Regions from separate parts of the Homo sapiens genome. Here region 1 is linked to region 2. A link is an interaction called in ENCODE POLR2A ChIA-PET data of the cell type or tissue named here. Cell type or tissue: OCI-LY7. All regions are shown on one strand.

The links. Peaks named below come from ENCODE experiments on the same cell type or tissue, not always from the same donor. Only the 100,000 strongest peaks of a DNase experiment are listed, where the experiment ranks them.
Region 1: POLR2A ChIA-PET joins it to region 2 with 5 read pairs; 2 of 35 experiments call an interaction of 5 or more read pairs at or near these places.

What each region holds. Positions count from the first base shown.
Region 1 is chr2:233,436,829-233,440,828 of GRCh38, reverse strand. It overlaps DGKD (diacylglycerol kinase delta), which reads right to left. Exons shown (of 30, transcript NM_152879.3): 8 at 3,350-3,452; 9 at 2,450-2,612. Among named protein-coding and RNA genes, the nearest start is that of DGKD, 84 kb to the right of the region's middle. In OCI-LY7, no CTCF peak of the experiment used is centred here; no DNase peak of the experiment used is centred here.
Region 2 is chr2:233,239,496-233,243,495 of GRCh38, reverse strand. No RefSeq gene overlaps it. Among named protein-coding and RNA genes, the nearest start is that of ATG16L1, 10 kb to the left of the region's middle. RefSeq lists a silencer at 507-701. In OCI-LY7, no CTCF peak of the experiment used is centred here; a DNase peak (open chromatin) is centred at 2,385; H3K4me3 peaks cover 768 bases; H3K27ac peaks cover 1,496 bases.

The sequences.
Region 1 (4,000 bases), 200 kb before region 2:
ACCCTTCCTGAAAGCTCCCCATGAGTTCCAGGAAGACCTTTCTAAAACACGAGCCTGGCCACGGGCCTTGCTTTATGAGGCTGCCCCTCATTTGCAGGAAGGAGTCGAACCTCTTGGCCAGCACCCGCAGCCCTCCCTGACGGCAGGTGCCACCTTTCTGCTGCTGCCTGGCCTGGCCCCACTGCATTCCCTCTTGCCTCGCCTCTGCACAAGCGGTGCCCTCAGCCCAGAAGCCTCCCGCCTCCCTGCAGCCTTCAGAACACTAGAGCTCCTCGGATGCCAGCTCGGGGAGACGTGGAAGGACGCCCAGTTTGACTTGCGACCCTGCCCCCACCGGGTTCCCAGAGAAGCTGTGTCACCCCCACTGAAGTGCCGGGGGACCCTGCGTGTGCTCCTACCCATTCCCTGCATCTGCACTCCCCGCCTGGCTCACCTGCGCACCCTGCCTCGAGCTCAGTGTCTGACCCAGAATGAGTGCTCAGAAGACAGACAGGCATAGGTGATGCGGCACCAAGCCCAGGCTCCACACAGAACACTGACACCTGTAAGGCCCCCTGCTCTCGGGAGAAGAGGTGACAGGTCAAGGCCAGGAACTGGAACATGAAGCAGTAGCTCCAGATTCTGCTGTGAGCTGTGTGAGATGAGCTGCTTCCAGAAATGGTAAATGACGACTCAACTCCCCTTACGCCGCTGTGGGGGCTTCCTAAATCATCCCATCTCATACTTAACTCCCACTACGAAACATGGGGTTTTGCTTGCACACCAAAATGAATATTTCGTTATTCTCGAGTTCAGCTGTGTAACCTGCCCTGCCCACAGCCATTTCACAGCATTCCTCCAACACCCCTGGTACCATGTTTAATAACAACCTCAGCCTGCTTGGTGCATTGTGATAACAGACGTATTATATCTCCACTTTCCCCACTTTTTAACTAAAATTATTTCTTTGCCAGGCAGTGTAATCCAACACTCTTGAGAGGCTGAGGCAAGAGGATCATTTGGCTCCAGGAGTTTGAAACCAACCTGGACAACACAGTGAGACCACTCTACAAAACATTTTAAAAGTTTTGTGAGGCTCAACAAAACATAAAAAAAAAAAATTAGCTGGGCATAGTGGTACACACCTGTAGTCCCAGCTACTCAGGAGGCTAAGGCAGGAGGGTGGTTTGAGCCCAGGAGGTTGAGGCTGCTGTGAGCCAGGATTGCACCAGTGTACTCAGCCTGGGTAACCTAGCAAGACTCTTGTCTCAAAAAACAGTAAAATTAAAATTAAAATATCTTGATCAGCCTACTAGTGAATGCAATCCTCCACCATTCAGATAAGAAGTCTTTCTACAGAAAATGTGGGAGTACTGCCTTTGCGGAAGCAGGCTGGAATGCTGCCATCTGTGACTGCTCTCCGACTGCGCCTGGCTGTGAGTGGGGATGAGCAACACAGAAGACACCCACAGGACCAACGACGAGCAGCATGTTCCTCTTACCCTGGCATGTACGCCAAGGACACGCAGGGAGCTGGCCGAGGTTCACATCAGAGTAGCCCCTGGCTCCTAATACACAGACCCCACTGACTCCTCCCAGAGAAATACAGGCCAGACCACAGGCTCTGCAGGCACTTCCCACTACGGGTATCCTGGACATCTCCGGCAGTGCCAGCAAGTCCTCTTAGAGCTCCGACCTGGAACTGATGCTTCCAGAGGAAGAAATTCATTCAAATGGCAAAATTCACAAAGGCAAATGTTTTCTACAAACTTATGAAAAGTAAAAAACTACAAAGAACACACATGGCTCTCCAGCAAGCAGAGGAACAGTCTAATCTCTGTGCTGCTGATGCACAGTGGAAATCGCTCTGGCCCAACGCCGCCCTTACGTGTTCCTGCCTTGCAGCACCTGCACACCGAGCGGCCTCCTGTGCCTCTCAGCAAACACTCCTCCTGGCCTCGCTGCAGGACAGCTTCTTCCTCAATGTTAGGCAGCTGTTACAAAGAACGAGGCACGCCAGGAAAATACACCCACAGATAGATAGATAGATAGATAGATAGATAGATAGATAGATAGATAGATAGATAGATAGATGATAGATAGACAGATAAATAAAAAATTATAAAATGAAAGAAAATACACCCACAACGTTGTATGCAGACACATACAGAAGGCATTTGTGCAACGGCAGGTAAAGAAGAATCCTGATTGGCTCAAAAGATGCACGTGCATGGGTGTGTGTACATGGATGTATGTACGTGTGTGCACACGCGCACTGTGTTCAAAGTTGGAAGGCCATGCACCTCTATTAAGAGTGGGCACCTCTGCAAGTGCAATTTGGGAAGGAAGCAGTTCAACTTTTCTTTCCTATTTAAAGCTTTGTGTCTTTGAACTTTTTTTTTTTAACAAGCACACACTATCTACACAATTTTTAAAACTCCAAGAAAGATATATTTTACAAGCTTCCTACCCGAGGTGTGGGCCTCCGTTCATGAGGTCGAAGACCTGGGCGGGGTTTAGTAGCTGTTTGAATCTTCTGAGGAACTTCACACCCTGGTTGTCCCCACTTTTTGAATTGACGAAGACCAACAGTGGGCTTGTGCAAGAAGGAGGACAGCTGGCCTTCCAGAACCCTGGACGCAAGAACGAACAGAAGAAAATATATAGGCCACGGAAGACGCTGAGGGCACCACTGATGGAATCAGCAGCAGCAGACCCCCCCAAAGGACACACACCTGACACATGCACACCTGTAAGTCAGGAGGAGGTCAGTGAACAGTTCCCCACAGCCGGTCTCCATGTGTGAGGCCGGGAGCCCCATCCATCTGACCTCCACATTCACAAGCTGTCCAAATGCCACCTTTCTGCTGTCTTCTCTTCTTGATCTCCTCTGAGCCATGTACCCCACATCCCCCTTTCCACCAGTACTTGTCAACAGGTGCCACCATGTCCCAGCCAGACATGAGAGCAGCTGCAAGCCAGTGTGCCAGCATGTGCTAGGCAGAGATGGGGCACAGCTTCAATGGCTCATGACGGAGAAGGCCCCAGACCTGGGTTGCACTCAACAGCATCACCTCCACGTCAAGTGCCAGGCTCGGGTCTCAGGCCTGTCTAAGCCTGGGTGCCACTCAACAGCATCACCTCCACGTCAAGTGCCAGGCTTGGGTCTCTGGCCCATCTAAGGGCAATGCCGCAGCATCAGGGCGCCGTGTGCCGCTCTGTGCAACTCCTCCAGCACCCCCAACAGCTGTGCCTGACCTCTTGCTGACATCTCACCAAGATAACCAACTCCAGAGCTGGAGAAGAGAAAGTGCGTGGAGAAGGAAGCGTGTGGGCGTGCATGAGAAGGATAAGCATGTGTGGTACCCACCATCGGAGTCGATGCTGTTGAGAGCCGTGGGTGGGATGACTGACACTTTGCACAGGCCAAGTGGGCACTTGGTCAGCAAGGATTCTTTACACGATGTGTGAACCTGAAACAAGAGTCCCCGCGTCACCAAGGGTCACTGGCATCCTTCACACACACCAGAAATCCTCCTGCCCTGTAGCTGATGAGCTGGCCTCGGGGGAGGCAGGTGATTTCAGAGCTGGGCTGGCCTGCTACCATCAGGGGCCCTGGGCCGGCCTGCTATCATCGGGGGCCCTGGGCCCTGGCTTTGCACTTGAGAAGGCATAACACGGAAATACCCGGCAGGAGCCAGTCATGCTTCACACCGTGTGAGCTACAGTCCTGTACCCAACCTTCTGGCCCTTCGACCACAGCTACCTCAAACTTTCAGGACGAGGGTGAGGGCTCCTGGGGCCATGTGCCTCTATGTGTCCCCTGTGTCTTGGCTTCCTCCTGGCAGCCAGATGTGCTAGGCAAGTGACTGCAGCAGCCACTTCACAATGACCAACCCAGAAGCAAGTACATGGAGGCTCCCTGAGTCTCTCCCTGGAAGCACATCTCACCACCCAGAGCAACGATGAGACCCAGGACCTGGCAGGAGGCCACTGGGCTGCACCCCTTCCACATGGCTGT
Region 2 (4,000 bases):
ACCCAAGACTAATACAAGCAGGCAAGCCTAAGAAAAGACCAGGGCTGCGCAGACAAAATGACAGTCACTAAGTCAAGCTTTTCCACTTTAAGATATTGACAAGGGGGAGTCAACCGGCTGCTCTGCCCTCCATGCAGTTTTTGTGTTTACCAGCAATCCATGTCCAAGCTTCTTGGGAAAAGTTTCTGGATCTGAGATCTCATGAACTTCTGAGTAAGTTAAGCTCTGCTCTAAATAATAGTATCTGCAGGTGGGAGAAATTTCGAATTAAAAAAATCATAACCCCCAAAAAAATCATAGCCCCCCCCCAAAAAATCATAACTCCAAAATTACAATTAGAAATATTAGAATAGGCAGGGCATGGTGGCTCATGCTTGTAATCCCAGCATTTTGGGAGGCCGGGGCAGGCGATCACTTGAGGTCAGGAGTTCAAGACCAGCGTGGCCAACATGGCGAAACCCTGTCTCTACTAAAAATACAAAAATTAGCTGGGCATGGTGGTGGGTGCCTGTAATCCCAGCTACTTGGGAGGCTGAGGCAGGAGAATTGCTTGAACCCGGGAGGCGGAGGTTGCAGTGAGCCGATATTGCACCACTGCACTCCAGCCTGGGTGACAGAGCAAGACTCTGTCTAAAAAAAATAAATAAATAAAAAATTAGAATAAACCTAGAATATTAGAAAATACTGCTGTTGTCATAGAACTATTTCCTCTTTTCCCCCTAAACAGAAAGTGAAGGGACACCATTTCAAAACGCACTGTTCCAATGACTCACGAGATATGAATAGCTCTGCAGCATATCTAACCACTACTGCGTTCTCGTACAGCAGAACCAGACAGTATGCAGCAGTGGAATCTGATTTTGATTCAATCAATAAATAAATATCGTATGCCATGAGATATGGGTCTTTGCTTTAGTATCAAGTTGACATTTTGTCTTTATAAGGGCCAAAAATGGGAACACCGATTTGTCTAACTTTCTAACTTGCTCTGCAAATCTGAACGCCCAGGCACTTTGCCTTTGAGAGGCTGGTCCCCAAATCAGGAGAAGCCACCCAGGGACACAGCTTCCTGCAGAGATGGGGCTCCAGGACTGGCACCTCTGCGTGGCACGTGACATTCCACGCACTCCGGCTTTTTGTCTCCGAGCCTCTTCTTTTCAATAAGGAAATATTTCGATCCCAAAGTGCACACTGGACCTCAGTTTCTATGAAGCTTCCCCACAGCTAAAATTTCCTCAGAAATCCTTGCATATCTCCCTTCATTTTGTCAAATTGTCTGCATGGATAAATGGCTTCTCCAAACACCAGGGAGACCCCAGAGCATGGGGTTCTCCTGGAAGTGTGGGACAGTCCAGTCCAGGGCAGAACGGTCTAGCCTGTGAAGCACAGGAAGGACCTTGGAAAATGTTCAGTTGTCCTTTGCTTCAGGCTTAAGAGATCTGGCCCAGCCCTTACAGAGTCCACATTGAGGTGGAGATTCAGGAGTGGCTTCCATGGTCTTTTCAACTTACCCCTGAGCTTTCCCTAGGGCCTGGATCTGCCCAGACCATGGAGGTACATTCCTTAATCACACCCTGGTGGGCGGAGTAGGCCACACCCTCTCCCTTACACAGTCTCTCCCTCCCCACCTGTTTTATTTTCTTTTCTTCTTTTTCTTTTTTTTTTGAGATAGTTTCGTTCTGTCACCCAGGCTGGAGTGCAGTGGCATGACCTTGGCTCACTGCAACCTCCACCTTCCGGGTTCAAGTGATTCTTATGCCTCAGCCTCCTGAGTAGCTAGGATTACAGGCGTGTGCCACCATGCCCGGATGATTTTTTTTTTTTTTTAATCTGTAGTAGACACAGGGTTTTGCCATGTTGACCAGGGTGTTCTTGAACTCCTGGCCTCAAGTGATCTACTTGCCTTGGCCTCCCAAAATGCTGGGATTACAGGCATGAGCCGCCACGCTTGGCCTTCTTTACTTCTTCTTCTTCTTTTTTTTTTTTTTAAGACAGAGTTTTGCTCTTGTTGCCCAGGCTGGAGTGCAATGGCATGATCTCAGCTCACTGCAACCTCTGCCTCCTGGGTTCAAGTGATTCTCCTGCCTCAGCCTCCCAAGTAGCTGGGATTACAGGCATGCGCCACCATGCCCGGCTAATTTTGTATTTTTAGTAGAGACAGGGTTTCTCCATGTTGGTCAGGCTGGTCTTGAACTCCTGAGCTCAGGTGATCTGCCTGCCTCGGTCTCCCAAAGTGCTGGGATTACAGGTATGAGCTACCATGCCCAGACTTCTTTACTTCTTTTTATCTCTCTTCCCTCAAGGTCCCATCTCCTTGGTGACCAACATGATCCCCACCCCGATTAAGGTTTCTCAGTTAAAGGTGTGTGTATTGGAGGCAAGAGGAAGTGACCTTTGTGGTTTGGTCAGGAAGTGGGGTACTGGGGAAGTATCTAAAAGGCAATAAGCACTTTGATTCTTGCTAGTGACTCTCCTTTGCCTTATTAAGCTGTAAGAATATTTTTCTCCTTACAAGTCTTGACTTCTCTTACAGAAGCCCAGCACCCACCTCACACCCATTACCTTAATCTTAAAAGTTACCATCTTTTAAGCTTAAGGTAAACTCATCCTCTCACTCAAGCAAGAATTAAATTAAGTTACAATCTGCAGATTTGCGAACCTGAGCATCAGTGGATAATTATAATGATAATTTACAGTGGGGATTAGAGGGACAAGCAGCCTTAAGTCAGCATCTTGTGTCAGCAGTATTTACTCCTTGACATTTTAAACCAGGGATCAGCGAAATATGGCCCGCAGGCCAAATTCAGACAGCCATCTACTGTACAGCCCTCTGTGCATAGGAGAGCTAAGGGGTGGCTGAGGTGGGATCATTTGAGCCCAGGAGCTTGAGGCTGCAGTGAGTTGTGATAACACCACTGCACTCCAGCCTGAGTGATATATATATCTATATATATATAGATACATATCTATCTATATATATATGATATATCTCTATATATATCATACATATCTATATATCTATATATATCATATATATGCACATATATATCACTCATATATATGTACACACATATATATTACTCATATATATCATATATGTATGTGTGTATATATATGAGTGATATATATGTATATATATACACACACATATATGTATGTATGTGTATATATGTATACACATACACACACATATATATAGAGAGAGAGAGACGTGGTCTTGGCTTATTTCAGATAACAGAGAGTCCCAAAGTAGGGTGGGCTTCAGGGTTGGCTGTGGATGGGCTACACTGTGGCATCCAGGGCCCTGGGTCTTTCCACCTGTCTGCTCTGCCCTTCTTAGGGATGGTGTCATCCTCAGGCTGATGGAAAATGCCCAGGGCAGCTCCAGAAAACTTATTCAAATCCGAGCATGACCTGAGGAAGAAGACTCTCTCTTAGGAATGTGAAAACTTCCCCAGAAGCCCAGCAGACATCCCCCTTATATCTCATTGACCAAAACAGGGTCACATGCTCATTCTTGGCAAGGGGAAGGCATCACCTTTAGACCCATCTTGTTCACCCTCAGGCTGGAGGGTGAGGCTGGCTGCCCCAGAGGCCTGTGGCTGAGTGGGAAAGGGGTATCCATGGTAGTTCCTCTCCAAAGCTCCCCTTACTCCCAGTCTGCCACACCATGCCTCCTGGTAATCCCTGGACTGAGTCTGGGCTGCTTCTATGTAACTAATAAAATGCGGAGGAAGCGTCTTTGCACAAGGTTCAAAACTGGGTTACAAGAAGCCTTGCAGCTCCTTCTCAGTCTCTTGGAATGCTTGCTCTGTGATAAACCAGCCAGCATCTACAGAGCCCGACTGCAGGGAGGCCACCATGCTGTGAGGAAGCCCAAGATAGTCATGTGGAGAGGCTGTGTGGAGAGCCAGCAAGTGAGTGAGAGAGAGAGAGAGAGCAAGAAGAGAGAGAAAGACACACACACACACACACACACACACACACACACACACACGAC